Linked DNA regions of Homo sapiens: all the other regions are linked to region 1. The links are chromatin loops, found by intact Hi-C in ENCODE. Cell type or tissue: A673. All regions are shown on one strand. Links, peaks and the distances in the headings refer to the core of each region. The heading gives the core; the rest is flanking DNA. Region 1 overlaps TAFA2 (TAFA chemokine like family member 2). Region 2 overlaps TAFA2 (TAFA chemokine like family member 2). Region 3 overlaps TAFA2 (TAFA chemokine like family member 2).

Region 1 (10,411 bases), core at 1,947-6,946:
TTTTGGATGATTCAAGCACATTACATTTATTGTGCATTTTATTTCTATTATTATTACATTGTAATTAATATATAATAAAATAATTATACAATTCACCATAATGTAGAATCAGTGGAAGCCCTGAGCTTGTTTTCCTGCAATTAGATGGTCCCATCTTGGGGTGATGGGAGACAGTGACAAATCATCAGGTATTAGATTCTCATAAGGAGTGCACAACTTAGATCCCTCACATGCGCAGATCACAGTAGGGTTTGTGCTCCTATGAGAATCTAATGCTGCCACTGATCTGGCAGGCGGTGGAGCTCAGGCGGTAATGCAAGCAATGGGGAGCGGCTGAAAATACAGACGAAGCTTCACTTGCCCTCCTGCTGCTCACCCCCTGCTGTGTCGCCCAGTTCCTAACAGGCCACAGACAGATGCCCATCTGTGGCCCAGGGGTTGGGGACCCCTAATATATAATGATTCACATTATATATCAAAAGTAAATCAAAAAATTATAACTACAGCTAATTAAAAACTATGTAAACATACAGATGAAAATAAGATATTATGCAGCACTATAATTAGCTGCTGTTAAGTGATGATGTTGTAGAGAGGTTTTAATACAAATAAAACTTGGAATCAAAGATCCCATGATAATATGAACAAAACAATGTTACCAAAAAACAAAAGCCAGATGGTTTGATCACCAACCTGGAGGACCTTAACCATCCTATGCCTCTCTCTTCTGTGGAACCACATCGCTTGTCCCCTTTGTCCAACCAATGAGAAAACTCTTCAGAGACTGGTGATAATATGGTGGGGAAGGTCACTGCAATTAGGTCCTGTAGTGGCTTATGTTTCACTGCGTTTTCATATAGCCTAGGACATAGTACTCTGTATATTGCATGTATTCCATAAATATTTCTAGATTTATTTATTTGGAATAATAAAAAGGGAAAATTTCTGTGAGACACATATTTGAATCATAAAAGACCTTTTTTAGTTTCTCCTTTCCTTACAAATAGCCCCCATGTAACCTCAGTGTTCTTTCTCTAACTGAAATCCTGGCTCCCCGCTGAGCACCCTGCCTCCCTTGTGTCTCAAGTATTGGCTTTCTCTCATTTTTGCGTAATGGGCCTAGCTACAAGTGAGGTGCACTCTTTGCTTCTCAAGATAGCTTCCCGATTATTTTCCCCATCTCTTCCATAAAATTTCCTAGCTTAGACTCTCATGTCATCAGATTACATCACTCGCAAACCCTCATTGTTGACATAGTCTACTGATACCTGTGTCATTTCCACTTATTGCTTGACAATTTTAGCTCCTGGTTTACTATGACTTTCTAAAACACAACCCCTATCTTAATTTTTGGCTATTTCAATTCACATAGAGATAGTCCTTCCAACACTCTGGCCCCTTCCTGAATTTCTCTCTTCCAATAATCATATCATACTCCCTATTCTAGCTTCACATTCCCAAGTCATATTCTTCATTTTGTTGTTACCTATAAATCGTCTAAAATTTAAATTTTATGCATCCACCTCCTGGGTTGCATCTTTCTATCTTTCTACCTTATTCCTTCCAGTACATCAATTCACTCTAAAAATGCTTAAACCCCACAAGTTCTTGCAAAGCATTAATTCTACCAATTTTTTATGTCCTTCACCCATCTGACATCCTCTCTACCCTTCTTACTCAGATTAAATTCTATTGCCAGTCATTGGAATTACTCCCTTGCATACATCCTTTACTCCTTTCCCCTCTCACCACCATCATCTCTCACCACCATCATCTCTCACCTGGATTACTGCATTAGTCTCCTAACAGGTTCCCCAGCTTCTATCTTTCTCCATCTACAGTCTATTGTCAACATGGTAGCCAAAAGGATCCTTTTAAATGTAAATATGGACCTGTCATTCACCTATTCAATACTCTCAAGTGGCTTCCATCTCACTCAGAGAAAAACCAAAGTCCAAGCAATGCCTTACAAAGCCAGCCATGAACCGCACCCCCTTATGTCTGATTTCCCCTCCTATTCTCATCTGCTAACTCAATCCAGGAAGTTAAACTGGGCCCCTCACTGTTCCTCTATCCCATTAGACAAGCTCCCACCTCAGAGCCTTTGCACTGACTATTTCCTCTGCCTAGAATGTTCTTACCCTAGATATACTCTCTTGACTTCCTCCTTTGCCTTCAAATTTTGCTTAAATCTCAGCTTCTGAATGTGGCTTACTCTGAAATCCAATTTAAAACTGCAACCCATCCACCTCAGCCTGGTACTCCCAATCCTTCATATCCTGCTCTATTTTTCTTTTTACCACTGCACTTTTAAATGTCTACTCTACTATACAATTTGTTTATTTATTGTGTTCATTGCTTCTCTCCTGTCTACCACCACTAGGATTTAGACTCCATGAGGCACAAAGATCTTAATCTGTCTTGTTCTCTTATATATTCCAAGTACCATGAGCAATGGCTAGTATATAGATGTACAATAAATATGTTTACATAATTTAAACATAAATACATTTCTATGTGTGACTTGCTGGATTTCAAAAGAAGCAGAACCAGACTTGAGTAGACTTTCACATTTTTCATTTCCCATTTTTCACAAGAAGTGCATGCAAAAAAAGGAGAACGTTTCTAATTGACTCATATGTTACCGTCTAAAAGTTAATCTCTACATTTGCTTCCCATACAGAAAAAACATTCTTAATTGTAGATCCACAAGTCCATCTATAAAATCACTTTTGGTTTATAGTTATCTGAAATATTATATATTATAAATGAATAGCAGTGACTAAAATCATTACAATATTAAGCAAAAATACAAAATAAATAAATTATAAAGGTATTATTTTATCTTAAATACCAACACTTAAGAGCAGCCATACATAATTAAAGAAAGTGAGAAGAAAGATGAAAACTTTTATGCTAATTCTGCAGGAAACTTCAAGCCTCTTTTAAAGTTTTAAGAAATGAGGTATTTGTTATGTCTATTTTCACTTCAAAGCATGGCTTTCTTTGTCCCTGTTACAAGTGGATCACCAGCACTGCTCTGATATGGTTATATTCTTTTCAACTCATTTAAATGAAATAAAGAGAGAGCTGGAAAGGTGTTTCTGATATTACTAGGCAATGGCTAGAAGAGAGATGAAGCAAAAAAGGTGTTAAAAAGAAGAAAAGTTACTTGAGCTGAAAATAGCTGCACTGTAAAGTAGGAACAAGCATCTAGTCTCTGCTCAGATATGAGTAAAGAGAGGGAAAAAAATGAATGTCTCCAAGTTTGATGGGGAATGTGATAGGGTATAAATTGTCTTTAAGATAAGCGGGATGGGCAAGATATAGAACTACTATATGACCCAGAATTTCCTCTGTTGGATATGTACCCAAAGGAAATGAAATGAGTATCATATAGATATCAGTGCTCCCATATTCATTGCAGCATTATTCATAATAGTCGAGATATGAAAACAAAATAAGTGTCTATCGACGGGTGAATGGATAAAGAAAATGTGGTACAGATACATAGTAGATATTAATAAGCCTTAAAAATGAAGGAATTACATCATTTGCAACAACATGGATGAACCTAGAGAACATCACGCTACATTAAATAAGCCAGAAACACAAAGAAAAATAATGTATGATCTCACTTATTTGTGGAATGTTTTTAAAGTCAAATACATAAAAACAGAATAGAACAGTGGTTACCAGGGATGGGGTGAGGGGGGTAAACTACATGGAGAGATGTAGGTCAAAGAGTTCAAAATTGCAGTTATGTAGGATGATTAAATATAGAAAGCTAATGTGTAAGATAAAGACTATAGTCAATAATATTGTATCATATACTAGAAATTTGCTAGAAGAGTAGAGTTTAGGTGTTACCACCAAAGAAAGATAACTATGTGAGGTGACGGCAGTGTTTATTTGCTTGACTGTAGTAATCATTTCTTTACTATGTATGTGTATATCAAAACATTATGCAATATACCATATATATACACAATATAAATGAATAAATGAATGAATGGAAGAAAAGTTCTAATTTTATTGCTATCGTCTCCACTTTAGCCTTGCTTCTTCCTTCCTTCCATTTCCAATGAGATCTTAAATATAGATTATTTGTGACTTCAGAATACAGATATGTTTCTGGAAATTCATATAGAAAATAATTTAATGTAAAATAGAGGAAATGCATGTTTAATTCAGTTACATGCATATAGCATTTTCTAGCTTACTAGAAACTTTAATATGAAATTTTAGCATGAAAGTGCTTTCATTGACTATACACCACACATATTATAGATAATCTAGTTCAAACTATTCATTCTGAGAGCAGGAAAATTAGCACCAGAGAGGATCAATGTTTTCTCTAAGGTTATAGGGATAAACTAGAAAGCAGGTTCCCTCTCTGTCATCCTGCTTTCTTTCCATTAATCCACAAAAATACTATATGGATTTTACAGATAAGCAAAGTGAGGTGTAGACAGTTCATTTGCCCTAAGTTGCACAAATAGTAAGTGATGCAACTCAAGTTCGATGTCCTTCTGATTCGTATATCTGCCAATGAAAAAACATGTCTGAGAAAGAAATAACTGCAAAATCCAAAAATAAGTCTTAATCTACCCTCAAATCATCTACTTATTAAAATTTACAATTCATCATTTTCCTATCAAGCTCTATTAAGCAAAATAAACTTCAACATTTTCATTTTTATAATACTATGAAGACTCATAGCACAGCTTTATTGTATTTCTTTCTTCTCTCAATTTATTAAAACTACTTCAATCTCTCTTAGATGATTTGAACAGTATAAAATCTACCCTGGTGATGGTAGTACTGACTAGATCCTAAATTTCTTTCCATTTTGATGATACTTTTGTTTTGTAAACCAAGCACATGAGATTTGAAAGTTTATCAGTGGTTTGTTTTGTTTTGTTTTTGTTTTTGTCTTTAAACCTTCCTATTTCATCACTGCTTTTTGTTGACAAAGGCAAACAGGGTTGTGAAGCGTGCCCTCTGCTGGTAAGAAGAGGAAAATGGTCATACTTCAAACCAAAGCGCTCCTATAAATTTCACGTGGATAGCAGATGTATCTAAAGATCCGAAATAGAGTAGCCTACAAATGATTGATTTAGAAATAACTATCATGTTATAATAACATAATTATATATAATATCATATACACTTAAAATGGGAGATAAAATAGATTTACAAGGCACTGAATAGTAATATTTATATTTGTTCCAGCATTTTATGTTTGCTTTACTACTAACTAAAGTCTAAGAGAGGCTACAACTAGGAAGAGAAAAGGGAAATCATACTCAGATGGATGGAGCCACCCAATGTTTTTCCATATTTTACCGAGGAAACTGTCAATAGTTTATCAGCTTCAAATATCAATTGCAAGCACTGACATTGTCATTTAAATGGAAGTCACCAAATTCAGTGACCAATATATCTTCTCCCCAACCCATTTTCTATCACAATTCATTAGTAAGCCCCCATCAACCATTTTAATATCTCCTTGCAAGGAAAAAAGGGAGACAGATCCCTAACTCATCACAAATGTTCATTACAAGTGTGTGCTTCAGACATCTGCAAGTTACTTAAACTAACAACTATAAACTTATTATAATATTTCTTATCTCATAAGACTAAATGGACTATATATTTCTTTTTATGAGGTGTTAAGAAATGAATCTTGCCTGTGAAGCATGATTGAAGGAAACTCTGGGAAGGGTGATGAAGATGCGTCCTGTGTGATCTGTCACCTGGCCACCTCTCTACCATTCTTCCTGGCCCCCATGCTCCTTCTGCTCCAGCCACACTGACCGCTTCCTATTCCTGGAGCATGCTGAGCATGTCATCTCCCAGGGGCTTTTGCATTTTCTGACCCCTATGATTGTAATGTTCTTTACACACATAGACACACAGCCTCGTCTTACAGCTCATTTAGGGCATAAATGTTCCAACATCAAAAAGACCTTCCTTTATTACCCTATACGAAATCACCACATCCTCTTACCCTGATCTTCATAATATATATTACTTGTTACTATCAAAGTGATTTTGTTTTATTTATAATCTGTATCTTCCCACGAGGAAGCAAGCTTTGTGAAGCAGAGACTTAACTTATGTGGTTCACTGTTCTGTTCACAGTGACTGGAAGAGAACCTAGTTCATAGTAGGTCATAAATATTTGATGAATGGATAAGTAAATGAACTTATCAGGAACACTACAGAGATAATTTCTGCTTTGAATGGGAGAGTGATCTAATGACTTCCAGGGCCCCATTCTGTAATTTTATAAAGATAGCTCATCTTGAAAAAACAGACCCCATCTTCTTTCTTTTGATTGCTAGTACTACACTTTCAGAAGTGTACTTTTTTTAAAGTTTTACTTTCTTTTAAATTGATACATAACAATACGGGGTACAGTGTGATATTTACATACATGTATACACTGTATAATGATCAAATCAATGTAATTAGCAAATCCATCACCTCAAACATTTATCATTTCTTTGTGGCGAGAGCATTCAAAATTCTCTCTTCTAGTTATTTTAAAATATACAATACTTTATCATTAAATATAGTCAAGCCTACTGTCCAAAAGAACATAAGAACCTATTCCTCCTAATTGGAATTTTGTACCCAATTGCCAACATTTCCCCATTCCTCTATCCTTCCCAGCCTCTGATAACCACTATCCTCTCTACTTCTATGAGATCAGCCTTTTAAAATTCCACATATGAGTGAGATCATATGGTATGTGTCCTTCTGTGTCTAGCTTATTTCACTTAACATAAGGTCCTCATAACTCTTTACAAAGAAATAAAGTATAAGCAAATCAACTAAATGAATTTGGGAACACCATGAAAAAAGTTTGATTGGATGTTTAAATAATTCATTGCACTACCATGTAAGATATTTTTTCTTCTTTGTTACTGTCATTTCCTTTTGATCATGTATTTTAAGACAAATAAAATACAGCAACTATAAATAATCTATAAAAATATCACATTACTGGAGTTGATTAAGTGGTTAAATATCAAATATTTCACATAGTTTCTATACTTTTTAAAATTAACATTATAATAGAATAATGTTTTTCAAGAACTGAAAAGGTAAAGCAGTAACAGGAAGAAAACAAAATTTAAATGTGTAAGTATATGCTAGTACCTACCATTTTTTTGTTATGATACTGCCAAACTCTATTAAAAGTATCATCGCACAACATAACATCTTCTAAGTCTAATTCTAAGTCTAATACCTATGATATTCTATTTAAAATATTACTACTATAACACCCATCTTTGAGATGAACACATTTTAGGTATGCTTGTAATCCCTAAGGAATAAGCAAAATAATGAAATTGGTAACATGTCCAAATATTCCTAGCTGACTTTCTGGCATTGCTGTCTGTCTGGATGCATCAGGATTACACACAAGAAAGATGATTGCAGTTATTTGGTGTTTTGACAAATGCCTGACACTATCCATTTTATTGCCAACATTTTAGGCCCCTTATTGCACATGATGAGAGAACTGACCTTTGAAAGAAAATTGTTGGGTCGAATAGAGAAAAATCAAATGACAGAAATTGATAGAAAGAGGACTGTTGTGCAATCATACTTGGATCATCTCAGATGACGAACTTTTCTAACTAGTAAATTTTTGTAACTTAATCATGTTTACCAGTGAAAATTTCCTATTGTAAATGTACACACATTACAGGAGGGAGAATCTTTTAGCCCATGTAAGTCATTTTTTCAGAACAAAAGCAGAGCAATGAGAACTTCAGTATCTGGTCACACATAGAATCATCATATTAAACACATAATTTCAGGTGTTTATAGCATTTTGCAAAACACACTGCTTAAACAAATTATTTGAAAGTCAGTTAAGTGAATTTGGGGGGCATCATAAGGCCAAAAGATGATGCAGGTCCCCTTATTTATAAAATCATCATGTTCTCTTTTACTAATCCTTCTTATATTGGTTCCAGTAACAGCAGAGAAAGCTCAACTTTCTTAGATGTATTCATTTATTCATTTAAAAAGCATTTCTTAAGTGTCTACTATGTAGCAGGAACCAATAGCTGCTGGGAATTTGAAGATTATACATAATCCCAACCTCTTTAGAGCGGACAGAAGATATAACATGGCACAGATGATTTCCGATTTGTGTTTAACATTACCACTATGAAACGCTCTCAAAGAAAAGTCAAAAGGACACTAGGCATTTAGACACGAGCAATTCAGAAACACTAATTTGGCTTTATCAGATATAAAAAATATATAATTATGTGAAAGTCTAATATTATTTCAAGTGACTAAGACATCCAAAGTGACACATTACGTCATTCCATCCATTTATTACTCACAGAAAGTAATCAGAGAATTCTATTCCTTGTTTTGCAGATGAGGAAACCAATATTCTGAAAACTTGTGACACATACAAAGTCAAAAAATGAGCAGTTCTTAGATATGAACTCCTAGTCCATGTTTTCTTCCATGATAATAATTATCCAACCATATGGAATAAACTCATCTTCCTTCCCTTTCCGTCTTCAGACACTGATAGGAATGCCTTGGTGACAAAGTACTGTGTGTTTAAATAATTCAACATTCTTTGAAAACTGCCCCCAAATAGCTACTCCCCTGCCAGAAAAGAATAAAGGAGACTGGTCAATTGAGGTAGTCTCATAACATATTTAAATGTGCCTAAGAAACACACCATTCTCCATTAGCTTTTACATTTTTGTACTATAGGTTTACTTTTCCAACATTCAAAATATCTACACAAAAACACTAATTTGAAACTGTAGTCCCTCTCCCTCTCCCTCTCCCCCTCCCCCTCCCCCTCCCTCTCCCCCATTTCTTTATTTGGTCTCCCTCTGTTACCGAGGCTGGATTGTACTGCCGTGGTCTCGGCTCGCTGCAGCCTCCCTGCCCCGGGCTCCCGTGGTTCTCCTGCCTTGGCCTGGGTTTGCCAGCGCGCCGCCATGCCTGACTGGTTTTTGTATTTTTGGAGGAGACAGGGTTTTGCCCTGTTGACCGGGCTGGTCTCCGGCTCCTGACCTCGAGTGGTCTGCCCACCTCAGCCTCCCAGGGTGCTGGGATTGCAGACGGAGTCTCGCTCACTCAATGCTCAGTGTTGCCCAGGCTGGAGTGCAGTGGCGTGATCTCAGCTCGCTGCAACCTGCACCTTCCAGCCGCCTGCCTTGGCCTCCCAAAGTGCTAAGATTACAGTCTCTGCCCAGCCGCCACCCCGTCTGGGAAGTGGAGAGCGTCTCTGCCTGGCTGCCCTGTCTGGGAGGTGAGGAGCGCCTCTGCCCGGCCGCCCTTACTCTGGGAGGTGGGGAGCGCCTCTGCCCAGCTGCCCCGTCTGGGAAGTGGGCGCCTCTGCCCGGCCGCCCCGTCTGGGAGGTGAGGGGCGTCTCTGCCCGGCCCCCCCGTCTGGGAGGTGAGGGGCGCCTCTGCCCGGCCACCCTTCATCTGGGAGGTGGGGAGCGCCTCTGCCCAGCAGCCCTTCGTCTGGGAGGTGGGGAGCGCCTCTGCCCGGCCGCCCTTCGTCTGGGAGGTGGGGAGCGCCTCTGCCCGGCCGCCCTTCGTCTGGGAGGTGGGGAGCGCCTCTGCCCGGCCGCCCTTCGTCTGGGAGGTGGGGGGCGCCTCTGCCCGGCCACCCCGTCTGGGAAGTGGGGGGCGCCTCTGCCCGGCCACCCCATCTGGGAGGTGGGGGGCGTCTCTGCCCAGCCGCCCCGTCTGGGAGGTGGGGAGCGCCTCTGCCCGGCCACCCATCGTCTGGGATGTGAGGAGCGCCTCTGCCCGGCCGCCCCGTCTGGGAAATGAGGAGTGCCTCTGCCCGGCTGCCCCGTCTGGGAAGTGAGGAGCACCTCTGCCAGGCCGCCCTGTCTGGGAAGTGTACCCAGCAGCTCAGAAGAGACAGTGACCATCGAGAGCGGGCCATGATGACGATGGCGGTTTTGTTGAAAGGAAAAGGGGGAAATGTGGGGAAAAGAAAGAGAGATCAGATTGTTACTGTGTCTGTGTAGAAAGAAGTAGACATAGGAGACACAATTTTGTTCTGTACTAAGAAAAATTCTTCTGCCTTGGGATGCTGTTAATCTATAACCTTACCCCCAACCCCATGCTCTCTGAAACATGTGCTGTGTCAACTCAGGGTTAAATGGATTAAGGGCGGTGCAAGATGTGCTTTGTTAAACAGATGCTTGAAGGCAGCATGCTAGTTAAGAGTCATCACCACTCCCTAATCTCAAGTACCCAGGGACACAAACACTGTGGAAGGCCGCAGGGACCTCTGCCTAGGAAAACCAGAGACCTATGTTCATGTGTTTATCTGCTGACCTTCTCTCCACTATTATCCTATGACCCTGCCACATCCCCCTCTCTGAGAAAC
Region 2 (10,411 bases), core at 5,412-10,411, 120 kb after region 1:
GCACTTGCAAATGTAAAATTTTTCCTCTAATTTTGGGTCTTTGCTGCTTTCTCACGTACATCTGTGATGTACAGACTGTAGGCTTTACTGTTGTGTCCCAGCAGAACCTAGAACGGGACCTGGAAAACAGCAGACACTAATTATGGAGTTAAGTCGTGGGAATCACAGTAACAGAAATGGAGGTTGTAATGGGCTGATCTGTGTTCCTCCTAAACTCATATGCTGAAGCCCCAGCCCCTAGTTCCTCAAAATGTAACCTTATTTGGAGATAAATGAGGTTGTCTATTTGGCCACTTTTATCTATTTGGCCATTTTAAATAAGTTAAAATTAGGCTGTTGGGGTAGGACCCTAATCCACCATGACTGGTATCCTTAAAAGAAGAGGAGACACCGGGGATGCATACACAGAGGAAAGACTAGGTGAGGATCCAGGGAGAAAATGGCCAACTGCAAGCCAAAGAAAGAGGCCTCAAGAGAAACCAAATCTGCCAACTCTTGATCTTGGACTTCTATCTTCCGGAAACTTTGAAATTTCTGTTCTTTAATATCACTCAGTCTGTAGTATTTTGTTATGGCAACCCTAACAAACAGATGTGAATAAGTATCTGGGCTTCATTACAAAATAGTATTTACAAATTCTAAAGACTGCCAGTTGCTTTTGTAAGCTGAAATTCCTACTCGTTTTATTGGTTAGTTCCTGTGTTTGTTTGGATCTTGCATATGCCCTCATTATATTGGCATTGTGTTATATTTGCAATAATTCACAATAGTTTTAATTTTGCTATTCTAGAATGCTTCCAATTTTGTTTTCTAAATATAAAAAAAAAGTGGTGCATTTTAGGAACTATGTTTTAGTAAATTAGATATTTAGATCTGAAATTCCACATATTGACTCACAGTATTCAGCCTGGGACCCCACATATTTCCAACAGATGTGTTTAGGCTGATTATTTAAATGCTCAACACTTCAAATGTTCCAAGTATCTTATCTGTATTAAAACTGGTTTCAGTACTGTCTCAATTTTTTCTTTAGAAAATATATAAAATATAATTTAAGTGAGCACCAAGAAAATGTAGTAGAATGAGTCCTATGTTTCCTTTTTTATGTGATAGACACAGATAACCTGGGAATGAGTTCTTAAAGCTGTTTTTCTTATAACATACAATCTAAACATGCATTGATAAATAATATAAAAATAGCAACAAAATAGAGCCTGCCATGCCAACTCTTAAAATATAGCTAAAAACTGAATTTCCTTAATATTCATCTATTTTGGGAACTAGTTCATCTTTTTTTCCTCTTTGTACTTCAGGTGCACAGAATTGGATTAATAATAATCCGTGGCTTATAACATACTCTCAGCATTGGTAATTGTATGACCCACTTTTATCTATTTGGCCATTTTTAATAATGTGATAAGTACACATGAATTTTCCCAAAACAAATATTGGGGCTCTGATTGCAACCCACATTCAACTATGCAGTCACCTCATATGACATCCCTCTGAATCTTCAGATTTGAGGCAATAACCAAATTTCATCCCATACTCATTATTCCCTTTATTCCCTTGCTGTTGTACACAAAGAATAATTACATATATATGTATCTAAAGGGATATTTTAGTTTTTAACTCTATAAAATGGTATCATTAATTTTTTAGAACTTGCTATTTTTGTGCAGTATTATATTGCTAAAATTTATTCATATTTGTAAATGCTGTACTTCATTCATTTTACTACTGTGTCATATTTTAATGTGAATATACCACAGTTTATTCATCCACTCTCCTACTGATGTCTATTTAGATTGTTTCCAGGCTATTCCATTCCAAGTGGCAATGATGTTAACATCTTTACACATATTTTTGTTGTATATGTAAATGAGTTTTATTGGATATCTAGGAGTATAATTCTGAAGTCATATGATATATGAATGTTCAATTTTTCCAAATTGTTTAATGTTTTTTAAAATGATTGCACCAATTTGCCCTCCAGTCAGCGAAGAACATTCAGTGGACCTATTTCCTCTCCAATAATTGACACTATCAGGCTTTTATATTTTCTTCCAAAAGAACAGTGTAAATTTATGTTGTATTATTATGTTTCTTTGTGTTTTCATGATCACTAATGGATGTGATATCGTGTAATAAACATCTCTTCATATGTTTGTTAGTCATATGAGTTTTCTCTTCTGTGTCTATTTATAACTTTTGCTACTTTTCTTACTGATTTGTAGATAATTTTTTGTGCTCTTAACACCAATCCTTTGTCCGTTATGTAGATTGTCAACTAGTTTGTGACAGTACTTCTCACTTTAAGACATCTCTTTAATGAACTAAAGCTTTTAATTTTAATATAGCAAAATATATGTCTTTTCTTTTATAGTTAACATGTTTTATGCCTTATTTAAGAAATATCTTTCTACATCCTAGACCTAAAAACCATTCATCTGGATTATCTACTAAGTGTTTAAAGATTTGCTTTTGATACTTAAATCCTTAATCTATATGGAGTTGTTTTTTCATGTAGTGTGAGGGAAGGACCTAGTGTCATGTTTTCATAGACATTTAATGAATTATTTACTCTTCAGGCATTGATCTGTAGTTACTGGAAATTATTATTACATTATTCTTAAAAAAACACTCCCAAATTTTACTACTTACATAAAATTCTAATTAGTTATATAATGTTTTCTTAAATGAAAAAAAATTTGCATAGTAGGAGTTGAGGTTACCAATACTATCAAATACAATCAGAATGATTATAAAAAGAAGAGAAACAAGAAGATGATTTCCCCGAAGCATCCCCAATCGTCTCAACAAGGCATATTTAAAAATCTGTTTTGACTAACTGGAACACACACAAATTCACACATACATATATACACATACACCATACACAAAAGTAACCACAATATGGGAAAGGCAAGCATAATCATTGCTCCACATATCCACTTCTATTTTCATTTTTGCATTCCTACTATGACATAATTTGTTTTACCTCATTTTTGTATTAGCTCTTTTGAACGCTGCTTTAAATGAAACCGAATTAACCTGTACCTTATAGATAAGTAGGTCACAAATGAAGAAAAGGCACACCAAAAAGTAAATTAATTGCCACATATCCACTATTTCAGAGGAGCTCTTGTTTCTCTGTTTCTGCTCCATCATGGTATGACTGCATCTCTGTAAAAGCAAAAGGGTTTGGCCGGGCACGGTGGCTCACACCTATAATCCCAGCATTTTGGGAGGCCGAGACGGTTGGATCACCAGAGGTCAGGAGTTTGAGACCAGCCTGACCAACATGGAGAAACCCTATCTCTACTAGAAATACAAAATTAGCTGGGTGTGGTGGTGCAAGCCTGTAATCCCAGCTACTCAGGAGATTGAGGCAGGAGAATCACTTGAACCTGGGAGGCAGAAGTTCTGGTGCGCCATTGCACTCCAGCCTGGGGAAAAAGAGCGAAACTCCATCTCAAAAAAAAACATTAAAAAAAAAAGTAAAAGTGTTTAATTTCCAAACCATTTAACAAACATCTATTAAACATCTACTATGAGAAAGTGCTGTGCTAGATACTGTAAAGAACAAAAATTTGCTCCACAATATAATCAGGGAGCCATAAATAAATCTAAAATAGGCCCATCTATGTCGTTCCACAACTGATATACCCACAAATGTTGACTGACTTCAACTACGTCTGTAATTACTAAGCACGTAAGAGGATATGGCATTGTACATTTCAATGGTCTCATTAAATAGGCATTTGTATTTCTTTTTAAAGATTCCATTTAGTAATTTCATTATGTAGGAAATTTAAAATAGAAGCAGTCAATAGCGGTAAAATTTTTAAACAACATCCATTTCCAGACATGCTTCAGACTATAATGTAAACATTGGCATAGAAAATGTTGAATATTACTAACATATTTGATGAAGACTTTTCTCCAAAACTAGAGAAGAAGAGAAAGTAAGAAATAGTCTTTCCAAACTCTTCCTTCGTGTGGTATGTACAGTCAAACACAACTCCAGCCTACTCAGTTACTTGGCTTTAGGTTTCCAGCTGACCCAACAGCATGACCAGCTTCACATAAAGGTATGAAAATCTATAATGCCCACTCCAGGCTCTCTATTTTCCAGTCTCTCCTGTTCTATCTCTTTATGCACTCCTGCCTTTACTCCAGAGTCTCTAGTGGGGTATCCCATCTAGGCCTTCCATTTCCAATGGCTGCATTATGGTTTCTTTATTATTATTATTATTATTTATTTTATTTATTTATTTATTTTTGGAGATGGAGTTTCGCTCTTATTGCCCACGCTGGAGTGCAATGGCGTGATCTCGGCTCACTGCAGCCTCTGCCTCCTGGGTTCAAGCATTCTCCTGCCTCAGCCTCCCGAATAGGTGGGATTACAGACGCATGCCACCAGGCCCAGCTAATTTTGTATTTTTAGTAGAGACGGGGTTTCTCCATGTTGGTCAGGCTGGTCTCAAACTCCTGACCTCCGGTGATCTGGCTGCATCATGATTTCTATGAACTACCCTAGGTAAGTTCAATCTCTCCTCACCTCAAGGTTCTGCTCAGTATCACATTCCCTATGAATCCCTCTTGGGGTCTTCCATGATAACCCCTACCTAATCTCATAAACATATATACACCAATATGAGGAAGTTAGAAAGACTTTATTCCTGCCGGGGGAGTGAGTATCATCATAAGGCTTTCAAGTCAGATATTTAAAAAGTATAGTGCCACAAAAATTTGCGCTTGTAGTCAGAGACCTCAGATTAAGTCCAAAGTCCACAATGATTTGTGTGTAACATTGAGCCAGTGATTCAACTTTACTGAGACTCAGTGACTAAATCTATTAGTTATGAGAAATAACGAATTCCCATGAATGCTGTCAGAAATTACATGATGTATGAGAGAGTATTTTTAAACTATAACGTGATCTAAAGTATAAGTGATTTTCATCTTATGGCAATGATTCAACCACCAGGAAAGATATTAAATTTGGCATCTCTCAAGATATTCTGTAGTAATAACCTGTTTCAACTATGCTAAGGATAGGACAGCCAACAAATTTGTGAGAAAAAGAGATAATTATCTAAATCATGCCTCTATTCAATCACTGACCCATTCATTTGAGGGTAAAAGCAAATGTAAGGTTCAGGAGATAGGACAGTGACCAAGGTAGACATAACCCCTGTTCTCATGGAGCTTATATTCTGTCCATGGTTCAAAACAACTAGAAAATGTGGGAAAGCTGCAAGCACAAGCATGACCATTGAATTCCCAGGTGAACATCACTCTTCCTGAAATCAGTGTCACCTTTGTATTTTACTGAAACCAGAAAGAACAGAGATGGAGCTTAGCAAATTAACACAGGAACAGAAAACCAACTACCACACATTCTCACTTATAAGTGGAAGCTAAATGATGAGAACACATGAACACACAAAAGGGAACAACACACACTGGGGCCTTTGGAGGGTGAAGGGTGGAAGGAGGGAGAGGATCAGGAAAAATAACTAATCGGTACTAGGTTTAATACCTGGGTGATGAAATAACCTGCACAACAAATCCCCATGACACAAGTTTACCTATGTAAAAAACCTGCACTTGTATCCCTGAACTTATAAGTTTTTTTAAAAGCCCATGCTATCTGATTTACCTCAATGAATCCGCCTGTGAGATCAGCATATGATCTGCTCCATCATTCTCAAAGAGCAAAAGACAAAGTAGTCTAGATGAAACCCAGGATGTTCATAACGAAAAGCCTAATGGAATATTTCTACACTTGAAAAAGTAGGATATTTCCTTCTGTTAGAGCAACACATCAGCTCTTTGAGGATAACAGCTAACACTCAGGCTCTAGGTGCTCCTTTAAGCATTGACTTTTTATCTCATTTAGCCATTACAACTCCAGGTAGTAGGTACTATCATTATCGTGTGGTTTTATAAATGAGGGGGAAATAAGGCATAAAGAGGTTAATAACTTGAGCTAGGTCACACAGTTATTTTCTGATGAACCCAAGATTCCAATGTATTACATAGTCCATATATACCCACCGTACTGCACTGCCTCTGTATAGATTCCTCTCAATGAGTGATTGATAACATACAAAGGGCTAGGAACCACTCACTGTTCCATATAACCCCAATCACCACAGAATTCATTCTAGGGCACTGGGTACATTGAGAAACACCATTCACACTGGCTTGGTGTGAACTGCACCGCATAGGGGTATGCAGCACACAAACAGCATAATCCCACACTGTGACCTGCAGCCCCATCATAAACCATACCTTCTTTTCCATGGCCTTTCTTATGTTGCTTTTCTACCATGGAGAACCCTCTTCTCTCATCTCAACATGCATAAAACCAGTCATCATCTAGCTCATATCACCCTTGAAGCTTTTCTAGGCTCTTCCAGCTACAGGTATCTACATATTTCTCCTCTGAACACCTATTTCATATTCACTTTATGGACATTTTGAACTACTGCTTAGCATTTAGATACATAACATTTTGTATTTTACCAAATACGCTTATATACTCAGCCACATTTAAGTTTATCGAGGACAGAAAACAGCTTTTATTCCCTCTCTCAACTGCATACTCTCTCTCTATGCCCACACTCCACACCTCATATAGCACTAGAAGCTCAATAAGTCTGTTTGGATAGTTGGTGGACTAATTGATTAATCTATTGAATAAACATTCACCTAAACTTAAATAATCTCCAAGAGTTGCTATCTCAGATGTAGGTGCACACACAATGTGTGGGCCTGTAAGGTAATAGACTGAAGAAGGGAATAAAAAAAAAAGCTTTCACTGGGAAATTGCCCTAAATATAAAAATCACAAGAAATGGAAATGTATAAGAATTCAATCTGAAAACTTTTAAAGGGAGAACAGGCTAACTGGAAAAGTAAGAAAAAAAAAGTGGTCAGATCTTTTCAGGATCTGAAAATCAAATGCTTCTCCTCATCATTTCTGTCATTTTTCTTCAGAAGATGTAATATATCCCCCACATTTGAAGTATATATTAAAATTCAAATGGTTAACACTTTATACTTCTTCATTCTACTTTCTCCCTCTCTCTCACACACACACACACATACATTCTGAACCCTCCCCCAACACACACACACACACACCTACCCCACATATTCTCAAATCTCCCCCACCACACACATACACACACACACACACACACACACACACACACCACCTTTTGAGGGAGAACTAGTTCTAAACCATCAAAATCGCTCCTGAGATTGGTTCATGAACTTGGGCTCCCTCTGCTGGGTCTGCAGCAGTACAACAGACAAGTCTGTAGAGTTAGGAGGTTACAGAACTTATTCATCAAATATTCTCCTGTTTAAACTCGAATTTAAGCTGACTAGCCTACAAGATGCAACAATTTGGAAACAGAAAAGATTTAGAAGTTGGATAAATTAGTAACAATAACTCAAGACAAGTGGTTTTTAAACCACTGCGAATCAGTATTTTTGCCCCTGCTTATTTCCATTTGTAGAAGAATGGTAGAATTCATCAGAGAATCGCAAAGATTGCAAAGATAATGATATAAAACTGTACAGAAAAAAAAGCTTCAAGAGATAAGCTCTGGATTACATATGTATTTGTCAGAAATAAATGCAGATGAGTATGACCAAAGGTCATATAAGGTCTCTAAGTAAGATTTCTGAGGAAGTTAAAAAAAAAAGGGAGTTAAGAAGTATTACTAAAAGAATACAAATCAAAGCTGTTGATAACATCACTGAAATATATTAGCCAACCCAAGAGTAGAGTATATTGAGCCTACAGTCACACACACCAAGAAATAAAAGAAAATGGAATCACAAAGTGCATTCCACATTTACTAAGGATAACAGAAATGTAACTTATACATCAAAAGGGAAATAGTAAATATTGATTGCTGTTAAAAGGAAATGTTATCTCTCATTGAATTGATTTGGTGTTTATTATAAAAGGAGAATGGTTAAATTGGCCTAAAACAAACCATCAGACCAGAAAAAAAGAATGAAAATAGATCTAAGACCTTTAAAAATTAGGAAATTATATATAACTGTCTGTAATATTATTTTCCTTAAGATAGGCTAGTATTCAACAATAAATACATCTTAAATCAATCCCAGCGTGATCTTGCAGAATCGTCAAATACACAGGGAATTGGATATTCCACGGCTTAGAAATTCCAGTACAGATATTGGCAGAACCTCTAGTTACTGGTGTAGCCAGCCCATATCCTTTCTCTATTGTCAAATAATGCACTGTTGTAAAGGGTCAATCAAGACTCCAGCCCATAACTCACTACATAATTTGAAATAGCCAGTGCAAAATGAAAATGCAGGGCCCCTTGTTCAAAAAAAGTACCAAGAATTTCAAAACAGTGAAAACGGAGCAGGAACCCAACCAAGTCAACTCTTCTAAGCACAGCTCTTTTAAGATGGGTGATAGTGAACTTTCATGTACATAGAAAGAGGTTGGGGAAAAAGCCAAAAAGGATTCTATGAGCACCTGAGTTGTAAAACAGACGTTCACTCCCTCTGCAGAATTGTATACCTTTTATTTTTTTAAAAAATTAATAATTACAGGAATATGATTGATAGGAATTCACCCTTCCCCTCTGGAGTCCTCACCCTTAGAAATATCCAGGGACTGACTGATTGAAAACAGAGCAGGAACCAAACCAAGCAAACTGCTCTAAGCACAGCTCTTCTAAGTATGGGGCCCTGTGTGACTACACAGATCACATGCCCATGAAGCTGGCCCGGCTCTGCCCTAGTTTAGTTGAAGGTTAGCAATAACATATCTTCATGCATCCCCAACCTCAGCATTCACAGACGAAGACACTCATCTTACCGTCGTGAAGAATTTCCTTTCAGAGAGACATCTTTACTAAAACGGTTCAGTTTAGTTTAGTTCCCAAATGCTAAACGGTTCAGTTTAGTTTCCCAAATGCTCACTGAACCTGTTAATAGGGCATATTTGTGTTCTGTCTATCCAAGTTTGGTATGAGAGACAGAGCACATGTTTAGAGAACCTAAGATAACTCCCGCAGATATTTTTTTTCTTTTGTTTCCTGTGAGGAGTCGCACAACTTAAGTTGTTAAAACACAATCTTCAGCGTCGAACTGCCTGGGTTCAAATTCCATCTCCACCACTGACCACCTGTATGACTTTGAACAAGTTACTTAAACTTTTTGTTTGAGTCTTTCTTTAAACTTTCTGAGTCTCTGTTACCACTAGCAGATAATAATAGTACTACTCATAGGGTTGTTTATTGGGATATACTGAGGCATTATTTATAAAGAGTTTAACTCAGTGCTTGGCATATAATAAGTGAATCTGATATTATCATCATATAATAAATTTTTTTCGCATATATTAGAATCCAGATCACGGAAAACCAGCTGGTTGTCTGTGGGCCACTTGGCATTTGAAAACCAGTTGTCTTAGTGTGGTTTAATGGATTATTCGCTATAAAATAATTTGAAATATAGCTCCCCATATTCTCCATATTTTAAAAGTCTTTATTAATTCATTGATTTTATAAACATACATTGATTCTCTACTCGCTGACAAGCATTATGCTGAATAGTAGGGATGAAAAGATGAAAAAGATTACCTTTCTGCCCTAAATGAGCTCACCAACCAGACACTTAAGTGGATAATTTTAATACAATGTGCCAAGTGCATCAGCTGTTGGGAGACAATTCTCCATGGGTGGCTCCCATTTCTGCACTTTCCAAGCAAAGGCATTAACATATATTTCGTTCCAGATTAGCTGTTCAGGAATGTTTTTATGTCAAACTGCCTTGGAAGGTAGAAATAGTGTCTCTTTCCAGGGCAGAAGGCAGGTTTGTTTTCTCACTAGGATAATAAAGATATTTTTTCTTTCCAGGGTAAAGTTTGAGCAGGTTTGCTGGCATCCTTTTGAAAACATGGAGGTTTCCAAAGTTTGAGATTCTTCCGTTGTGCCACAAACCCCCTCTATGTGCATAGAAGGGGAAAGTTGATATTCCATGCTGAGAGAATCAAGGTATGAAACAGCATAGTATGAATGCATAAGTATAAACGATGCAGTAATGCTGACAAATTAGAGATGAGATGAGAAGAGGGAAGAGATGACGCCGGAGAGCCACAGAAGGACAGAACCTTGGGGACTTTACAGGCCAGGTATAAACTTACTTCATAATAATCATTTAGCTAACAATTTTACAATTATAGCTCTTGAAAAGTTATGCCAGTTTTTGAACAAATCTTTCTTTTTCAGTAGAGAAATCTTTTCCCCCAAGATCCACTAAATAAATACACATAAGACATGATATAGTAATATTACAGTTTCAGGGAGACATGGTCACCCATGTACTTGACTAGCCAGAGA
Region 3 (10,411 bases), core at 5,412-10,411, 180 kb after region 1:
GTATAGTTATTATTTATGATTCTGGAATGTATTTTGTTGTTTCTTATGGAAATGAAAGAGAAAAATTATTTAGAATTTTTAAATTATACAATTAATGAAACGCTTATTAAATGCCTTATTAAAGGTTAGATTTGGGTGGTACAAGGTGAAGAATTATGACACATTCCTCAACCTCAAGAATTTCACATTCTAGGGAGGAAGTCGACAGAAAGGACAATGACCAAGATGTGTTCAAGTGACAGAATAGAAGCATTATATGCTTCTATAGAACTTGGAGAAATCTTTATAGAACTTGGAAGAATCTAAGTAACCATTAAATCCAACCCTCTCATTTGCCATAGAGAAAACTGGTGATGAAAATGATCAGTAATTTTTTTCCAAGGGCTGATAGCTATCTGTGGCAGTGTCAGAACTGGAACTCATTATTTTTGACTTTTAGTTTAATAAACAACCTTGACAGAAATTTCTTGTTCCTGAATAGAGGTTTTACAAGACTGAGGCAGGACACTCGGTTTGGCTCCACGCATTTTTCTCTCCTCTATGGTCTTACTTCAGTGCATTGCCATTTTACCTCTTTGTTCCCCAAGAATTTCAATGGATTTATTCTTTTCTAACTTCTTACTTTTCTCAAAGGTCAAGGATTTCCTCTTTTTTTAGAGAGAAATCTAGAACAAACTTCCCTTCTGATCTTCTTTTCTCTCTTACTTTTACTCCATCTGGCTCCCTACCTGATAATTCTTCCTCGTTATATCCCACAAAATGCTAACCCTGCCACCTTCTCAATCCCTGACTGCCAGTTATTCAGTCTGCTTTTTTCTCTCAGTTCACTCCGGTCTGCCATACCATCTGCCCAGTGAACTTGATGCAGATTTCATAAAATGCAAAGTAAAATATTAGCTACAAACCCTGAAGTTCACCTTAAAGACTAGGTAATCAGCTGCTAGGAAAAGACAGTAAGCAAGGAAAATCATAGCTCACCCAGTTTTCCTAGTAGTGTAACATGGACTCTGCTCCAAGGTAAAATTCACCAATGTGCAGTAAGCTTGATTTCAATTCCATGTATTGATTTTAAATTTTTTTCAGTACTATACAGTACCTGAATTTTTTACGAATTTTCATATTTGGGATTGCATTGGGGAAGAAGAATAGATACATCTTTTTCAATAAGTACCACCGTAGCCATAGCTCAAAAATTAGATTGAGCTTAGAGCTTAGTTACACAAGTCTGAGTGTTTTGGGACAATACAAGGAAAAATCAGGTTCATTCCATTTAAAGCCTTTCTTGAGAATCATCAGAGAATCCCAAAAATATTATACTTCAAAGACTAAAGACATCATATTCAAGGGTTTTGAGAAAGTTTCTAAGTGTGTAGCAATGCTAATATATACAGTTATAATCTTTTAAAATACATGCAAAGAAAAAATATTCAACTTTTTTATAATCTAATAAACTGAACTTTTTCAGGTTTTATTAAACATATGTGTTTTTTAAATAATCAAGTACAGTCAAAGAGTTTTAATTTTGTGGAATCTTCTATGGTGGCAAGAATTTAGAAGCCTTACTTAACTCAGAAGGGTGAAAATGAAATCAATAAATATCTGAGCATATTAGCTATACTAAATAGCATTTAGAATTAGAATAGCCAAAAAAATTTAGTATCATTGAAGCCAAGAACAATGGTATCATGGTCAATAATGTTTCTGAAGTTAACAAAAAAAAAGCAAATCCCAGTTCATGATAAATTACAAAAATGGTAATTATGTAGATAAGAATAAATGGCTTTAAATTCCCTAATGAATGAGTCAAGTTACTGACAAGAGCAATCAAAATATATTCCATATGTGATTAACAACACTTAAATTTGACATTGACAAATATTATTTAATTTATACAACAGTAGAATCACAAGTGTATGTAGTCTCTAAGTCTCCAGGTTACAATAAATTATGGAAAGAATGAGAATTTCAGTCAGCATGCTTACTTTATTTTTGTCCTTGACCTTTTGCCTAGAATGTATTTGTTAATTCGGGTGTAGGTCAGAAAAACTGGTGCCCCCCGCCCCCTGAGTCTCTCTCTCACATACACACACGCGTGTGCACACACACATAATTAGAAATGACACTTCTTCACAGAATTCTCCCTTCGGCATTGAAGAAACATATAAAGCTACACTCTATCAATTTGTAACTATGTAACTACTGATCCCATCTTCCCATTAAGTTTATTAAGTACCTATTAGATGCCAGACACTATGCTAAACATTGAGAATCAATAGAAATGAGATATACATGGGTCTGCCTCACAGAGCTTACAGTCTAACAGATTCAGTGGAATGAATTGATATCATTCCTCTGCTATAAGCAAAGCTATTCTATATAGTAGAAACTTGTAAACACTTAGAAGAAAAAAACTGAGTAAGATTTAATAGCATGACTATTACGAACTATATTAATCATACAACTTGAAAGAAAACAAATTGCTTCACTCCCTCAGACTGACATGTCTAAATCTAATCTCAGTTTATAATTAATACACCAGCATAAGGAAACATAAGAACTTCCAGAGCATTGATAAAACTGATGACGAAATATTTCATCCAGTGAACTGAGCTTGTGACATGAGGTCCTAGACAGCAGTAGAATAGAGTCACGTACCTTAGCTATGACACCTTCTGACATTAGCCAAACTGGCTTAGGGTGAGAAAATCCTTCTAATATATGAAGATAAGAAGTTCAAACTTCCTAAATCATAAAGTATTATGTCTTCAATCCTATAGGAATCACTTATGGAAAGTTATTTAAGATTAACAGGGCAAAATTTACAAAAAGGAAGAGATATTCATTTTAAAATTGTAAGCCCAATAAATACACAAGGAAAGCTTCATCTTTTCTCAAGTCCATCCCCCCCCCGCTACACATAGTAGCTACTCAAGTAGAACAAAAACCTAGACATTATGGCCAAAATTTTGACATCTAAGCCCTAAAAGGAATAAGTCACTATTGAAATTCCAAAAATAATTTGGAGAACTAAAATTGACTTTGTATACTAGAATATATTGATATATAATATAATGTCTTAGTTATGAAATAAACATCTCTTCAAACTGTAGGATGTAAACCAAACTTGTATTAATATGTGAAAAACAATTTCTAATTTACGTATTGGAGGAAAAATATGTTCTCTAAATGGAAGGTTAAAAAACTAAGCAAAACACTTACAAATTCTGTGCTCCTATGAAAGAGCCTATGAGAAAAATGTTTGGAGTCAGTGACCAGGTTTGAGCTGCTTGCCACAGGGAGAAACCTGTCAAAGGGGTAAGAGTTGAAGGCTTCCCACCTTTTCGAATGTGCAGAATAAAATTTAGTGATAAAAATGCTTTCTAAAGCCATGCAACTCAAACCATAGTCCACGGGCCAACAGTATTCAGCTGGGAGCTTGTTAAAAAGGCAGAATCTCAGGCCCTCTTCCAGAACCTTCATTTTAGCAAAATTTCCCTGGTAATTTGTGTACACATAGAAGTTTAAAAGGCACTGTTATGAGGAATAAGGCATTCTGGGACTACAGAGCCTGTTCCAAATATTTTGCATAAATTTAAACTTCTGCATCTACCATTTGTGTCACCCTCCATTTGAGGACAGACCTTGTGAGCTAGAATCAATCCACTGCATTACATACCTCACCTCAAATATATTCTATAATATTTTTCTTCACAATCCATTTCAACTCAAATATTTAACTATTTTAATTATTTCTTTTCAGACCTATACTTCACAGCTATAAATAAGAATGACTAAGAAGAAAACATACAGCACAATACATTGTTGAACCATTCCTTCAGATTAATTTCAAAACTCCAAGTAATATACTAAAATGGTAAATATCATGAGGGCAGATGTCTGCCTTTTTTGTATACTAAGATAGCCCAAACACCTAGAGAGTGCTTTCTATGGACTGAATGTTTGTGTCTTCCCAAAATTCATATACTAAAGCCTAAATCTCCAATGTGATGGTATTTGTAGGTGGGACCTTTGAGAAGTAATTATATCATGAAAGTGGAGCCCTCATGAATAGTATTATTGTCTTATAAGAAGAGACATGAGAGAGATGATACCTGTTCCCCCACCCCACAACCACCACATGAGGGTCTAGTAAGATGGTGGGTGTCTACAAGCCAGGAAGATGACCTTCACCAGACAAATCTGCTGGTGCCTTGATCTTGAACTTCCCAGCCTCCAGAATTGTGAGAAATTACTGCTTATTGTTTATCACTCAGTCTGTGGTTTTGTTTTTGTTTGTGGTGGTAGTTGTTTTGATACAGGGTCTTGCTCTGTCAGTCAGGCTGGAGTGCAGTGGCACCATCACAGCTCACTGCAGCCTCAACCTCCTGGGCTCAAGCAAACCTCCCACCTCAGCCTCCCCAGTAGCTGGGACTACAGGCACTTGCCACCATGCCCGGCTGATTTTTGTATTTTCTTGCAGAGACAGGGTTTCATCATATTGCCCAGGCTGGTCTCAAACTTTTGGGCTCAAGTGATCCACCTACTTCGGCCTCCCAAAGTGTTGGGATTACAAGCGTGAGTCACTGCACCCAGTCAATCTGTGGTATTTTTATCACAGCAGCTCAAACTGACTAAGACAGTGCCCAATAAATACTTATTGAATAAATGAACAGACTTTTCCAAGGATTATAAATTCTCAAAATTCATACATAGATTTTGAATGAATATGTTTAATTATCATATAATATATGAAGATTATTTATTTTCTAGCCTAGTTGATCGAACTAATTTTATTTCAGTGACTATGAAAGCCATCAGTAGAGCAAAGACATGTAACCCTAAAAAACCTGAGACCCATGACCTATCACAACTTGTTTTATAACAAAACAGCATCATGCAGATAAAGCAACATTACTAAATTATAAGATTAAATCTGATTCAATTTTATGTCCCAAGGTCTATAGCCTTTAGTCATCACCATAATCATCATTATCATCATCTTCATCATCTCCATCTCAATCTTACAAAGCTGAAGAACCCAAATAGCAAGCTAATGAATTTTAACCACTCAACAAATGACGGAAGGAGCAAACATATCTTCAACTAGAAAAGTATAAATTTTGACCCAATTCTGAATGTATATTGATAAGCACACCAATCATCAGTCTAAAAGGGGTTTACAATAATGCTTAAATGCATACATATCTTAGCAGGAAACAACTGTCATATAACAGATTACTTATCTATTGGAAAGTATATATGAGGTATTTAAATGCCAGAAACTATCTGCTAGATTTTCCTTGACTTCCTAACTAAAAGGGAAGCTCCTTAAGGTTAAATATGTCACGCTATATTATTGCACTTCCATGCCATGATACTTAGTGGGTCTGAACACACGGGAAAAAAAAAATTCTTTTTTTTTTGAGGCATAGTCTCACTCTGTCACCCAGGCTAGAGTGCATGGTGTGATCACAGCTCAATGCAGCTGTGACCTCCCAGGCTCAAGTGATCCTCCCCCCTCTCAGCCTCTCAAGTAGCTGGGACTACAGGCACACACACCCATGCCTGGCTAATTTTTTTTTTTTTACTTTTGTAAAGGCAGGGTTTCATCATGTTGCCCGGATGGTCTTGAACTCCTGGGCTCAAGTGATCCTCTTGCCTCAGCTTCCCAAAGTGCTGGGATTACAGGCATGAGCCACCGTGCCTGGCTGAAAAAACACTTTATTTTAATTGTCTTAAAAACTCCACTGAAGAAATATGTTGCTGAGAAACTGAGGCACAGAGAAATAAAGTGGTTTTTTCATGGCCACATGGTTATTTATTGTTAGAGCTACAAAGCATCTCCAGAGCTCTCGCCACTGCACCACACTGGTTTTATAATAGTCAATTTCAAAATTTATCTGCTAACCCAAATAGCAAGCTAATGAATTTTAACCACTCAACAAATGATGGAAGGAGCAAACATACCTTCAACTAAAAAAGTATAAATTCTGACCCAATTCTGAATGTATATTTATAAGCATGCCAATTATCAGTCTAATAGGGGTTGGCAATAATGTTTAAATACATACATATCTTAGCAGGAAAAAAACTGTCATATAACAGTCATTAGATTTAGTCCAAGAACTAAACTTTTAAAAATTAGGTTAAGTTTTTTCCTTAAAGTTTTCCAAAATGGGGCCTCTGTTTTGTGGAGGATGAGATTTCAATGCCCTCTCATTCTCCCCTTGGCCTTTGAATTGCTTCACTGAAATGTGGATCGTCTACCTCTTTTCTCTTTCTACACTGTGAAAAAGAACTAAAGTTAGAGCTATTTCACTCAATTTGACTCAACTTTCCAAAGAAAATACAAACAAAGCTGGAGAACCCAAATAGCAAGCAAGACCAGTTCACAGCTACTGACTTGTCTGATAGCCATTTCTGAGAAATTTTCTGAACACTCTAGCACCAACAAATTTGAGTATGCCATTTACCATATAACTATAACAAGGTAAAACTAAACTAAGAAAGAAATGGTAACAGTAACCAGGTTTCCTACTTTAAATAAAATAGTACTGGACAGTGCCTCTGTGAAATTAGAACTGTCTATAAGCTAGTAATGATAAAAATATAAGTATAAATGTTGTTTTTCTCAAGTAATATGAATGGCCATTTCTAAATTCTTGACTGATCTGAAAGTCACAAATTCATTCCATCAATATATAATGCCCTATTGTTTGTAAGGTCCTGGAAGGCCTGCCCTCTCAAAGAATATATTTTAATAAAGTCTCTTTGTTCTATCACTAGGTGGAAGTTTGCTATTAAAATTCCTATAACCACATAACCCTTTTAAAACCATGGCAGAGTTTTCAGATATAGACAATAATTTTGAATGATCAGTTTTTTGTACCAGAAGGAATCTGTCTCCTCATAGCCCAGGACATTCTGGTTTGAAAACTTTAATTCCAAAGCACAAATGCACCTTTACAAAAATCTTCTGTTCTAGTGCCCACTATAATTTATTTTCAAAGACTTGTTTATAAAGAGCTGCATAATCCACCCAAAGAAAGTCAAAGTGTTTTTCTTTATTATTAAACTCAACAGAAAGTTCCATGTGCAGCTACAGGAGGCCATAGGCAATTAACACTGAAAATTGAAAGGTTCAGAATGTTTGCATGACCTTTAAAGGGCAACACCGTTGCCCATTCACATGCATGCAATTATGCAGTGACTAGTTTGTAGCAGCAAATATATATATATTTATTTATATTTAGTAAAACAAACCTTGCATTCATCAAAAACTACTTTGAACTTTCCAGGCTTCATGTAGAGAGTTAGCTTTACATAGTACAGGAGACTTGTTCAGCTGGTTCTCTTCATTTTGTCAAATTACTAAATTCAGCCTATCACCGTAATTGCTAGAATGCAACATTATCACATTATTGAATCTCTCTGTAGAGTTTCCAAAATCTACTGCATAAAGCTACGTTTAAAAGAAGCAATATAAATATAAATTTAATTGAATGACTATGTTTGTACTATTGCTGGGGAAAGGGAGATGTAACTTTGCTAACTAGCCATTCAGGGGAAATCATAAAACAATTACAGCTACTATGGAGTAACTTAGGAGATTGAAGGAAGTGATTAAAAGGACTTTATCTAATATAAACATATAAGCTCTGATTCCTTAGTTATATATCTCATACTCCACATGAACCACTGAACAAAATAGAGTATTCTTCTTACAGCTTAAATATTTACTCTTCATCTGATTTCAAGTAAACTAGAAACCTTATGTTTTCCAATGGCAATACCAATCAATTGCCTAAGTATTCCACTGACTAGCTTGCCTAATATTACAGCACAGGATAAAATCCAACATATCCATGTGGTATACACATTAGAAACAGGTGGATTTTGGAAAACTAACATAAATTTGGAGTATGATATCAATATATTTCTGGCAATTTTGTAGATACCATTTTAAACGAGAATAGTACACGCCAATGTAATACATAGTTTGTGCATTGACTATGGAGGTGTATATTCAATAAAGACAGCAGCACACAGATATGTTCAGCGTTCAAAATGTGTCAAAATTCCCAGTTGTAGTGTCAATAAAAACATCCACAGTGTCTCCGCATTGAGGACAAAAATGATTTTTTTTGCATTTGTAGCCTAGTAAATAAAAGTATCTCCAAAAGAAAAATTCATGAGAAAAATAGAATGTATTAACAATGGCTCAAACAGTAAAACTCAGTTATAAATGACGTTGTCACACTATGCATACAGTTGTACTGCAAGTCAAATCATGGAAAATAGTGGAAAAACTATGCACCTATAAAGGCAGACATTCTACAAAGTTGTTCTGATCACCCTGTTACGTAAAACCAGTATTTTACATGGGTGTCATTTAAAGCATATGTATGTATGTATGTATGTATGCATGTGCATATATGTATAGATACAGAGATTATATTGTTAGGTACTACAGAGAAATATATTTAAATACTTTCACATTCCAATATGTCTAACTTATCCTCTTAAAATTTCTGTAAGATTAAGAAGACAAGAATTGTTTATTTCATTGACGACACTGCACTGAATGAATCACTGCACTGAATGAACAAAATCAGACCTTCTAAAAATTACCCAATAAGTCAGTGGCCAATGACAATTAAAAAACAGAAACTAACTTCTATGTCTCTGTTTGCTGGGCTCACCTGTCAATCTCCTGTTTCAGATTGTGCTCCGAACCTAAAGTAAAACTGTTTTCTAAAGACTAATGGTAACTCAGTGTGAAATTATTTCTTCTCTTTCGATGGAATAATTAAATAGTTCAATATGCTCAAAGTAGTTCAAAATAAAGTTAACCAAAGAATTTTCAAATAAGATGGTAAATTCACCATATTACATGGCATTATAAAATCAGTGGTCCAAAAGCAGGCTATATCATGTGAAATTTTGTGTAAGCATGTGGCCAGATATGAAGTTGATGCAGCTGGTTTGGCCTTCATATCTAGCAGCAGGCTGTGTTAATGCATTTCTTCTCTTTGTTTCGATGAAGCCCTACTAATAACAGGTTGATGAATTGCATTTGCAAATGTCAGGCATAGATCAAAGGGGATGACGGCTTGGATGATTATTTTACCCCAAGTTGTGATTTTTCACCAAGAAAACAAAACTGCATTGCACAGTAAGGTTCCTTATTTTTACTTGAATCTTCAATGAACAAAACAGCTGCAGAAAAATGTGACTTAATGAGGCATCCCTAATAAAATACTGCAGAAGTAAAAGCAGGGGCACTGAACTGTTTGCACTCTGGTTGTTTCATCTTTTCAAATATATTAGAAATAACTGATGACACTTTGGAACATTCCTTGTTTGGGACATGCATTAGAGAGTTCGTCAGTAAATGTTCATCAGTTTGCAGTGATTGCTGAACTTTGGTGCAATCTGACAGGACCTTTTCTTAGGGGCCAAGATAAGAAATGACTGAGAAATCCTGAAGATACATATCTTACCCTTCCTGTATAAGGTAATCCATAACTTGCAATTAGTGATAAATCATCCTTAAATGTGTATTTTAACACAAAAATACATTTAAAAATGATCATCAAAATACTACATTGAAGACACTGGATCCAGGACTACTAACATTTTCTGATAAAATATAAAATAATTTTTAAATTTTTCTACCACCCTCTAAATTTTATCATTTTATAAATTTTTAAATAGGAAAACTGGCCATATCTAAAAACATATTTTTACAGCCATGTCATCACATTTTATAACTTGGTGGTTAGTAAATACCATATTGCCATCTCTAAGCAATATGTAATCTATTTTTACATAAATCCATAGGCAACTCAATGAATCTTCATTCTCCAATTTGTCATTGTTAAAATAGCTAATATTTTTCTAATGCAATATCACATATACTTAGAAGCCTTAATTCCCCTTTAGCAGAACCTGTAGCATTATATAGGCATTTGCTTTAATGTCAAAAATTCTGGGTTCATCTTTAAGAGACACATATCGTAGCACTCTACATAAATATGAATTCAAGCATCCTAAAGTACTAAATTTTTTAAAGGCAAGAAAAGAATCAAGATTTTCACATAAAAAAAAAAATGCCTAATCTGAATAAAACAACACACTAAAGCCATTTGCCTCTTAAAAGATTCCCTGTGCCTAAGTATTCAGTTGGCAGTGACATCAACCTCACGGACTTTTAGTATCTATAAATAATACAATCCAACTTTTTTATTGAAAATTAGGAAAATGAAAATATTTATAAGCTCCAGTGTGGTAACTGATGGCCTTTAAGTGGCTACTGGTGGCTTTAAAAATTAAGATTCTAAAAAGAAAGGTCAACTCAAACAATTGACTCAGGATGAGATTCAAAACAAAATAAAGTAAGGAAAGAGAC

Evidence for each region. A loop is a pair of places that touch in the nucleus more often than their neighbours do. Peaks named below come from ENCODE experiments on the same cell type or tissue, not always from the same donor. Only the 100,000 strongest peaks of a DNase experiment are listed, where the experiment ranks them.
Region 2: a loop joins it to region 1, with 2.2 times the contacts of the local background. A loop is called at or near these places in 8 of 110 quality-filtered maps.
Region 3: it touches region 1 in a loop (4-fold over the local background); 23 of 110 quality-filtered maps call a loop at or near these places.

The regions. Positions count from the first base shown.
Region 1 is chr12:62,001,317-62,011,727 of GRCh38, forward strand. All of the region lies in intron 1 of TAFA2 (TAFA chemokine like family member 2), which reads right to left. Among named protein-coding and RNA genes, the nearest start is that of TAFA2, 190 kb to the right of the region's middle. In A673, for the core only: a CTCF peak has its summit at 4,982 (motif pointing left); a DNase peak (open chromatin) is centred at 4,995; H3K27ac peaks cover 490 bases.
Region 2 is chr12:62,116,586-62,126,996 of GRCh38, forward strand. All of the region lies in intron 1 of TAFA2 (TAFA chemokine like family member 2), which reads right to left. Among named protein-coding and RNA genes, the nearest start is that of TAFA2, 71 kb to the right of the region's middle. In A673, for the core only: a CTCF peak has its summit at 7,321 (motif pointing left); a DNase peak (open chromatin) is centred at 7,276.
Region 3 is chr12:62,179,090-62,189,500 of GRCh38, forward strand. All of the region lies in intron 1 of TAFA2 (TAFA chemokine like family member 2), which reads right to left. Among named protein-coding and RNA genes, the nearest start is that of TAFA2, 8.5 kb to the right of the region's middle. In A673, for the core only: no CTCF peak of the experiment used is centred there; no DNase peak of the experiment used is centred there; H3K27me3 peaks cover 429 bases.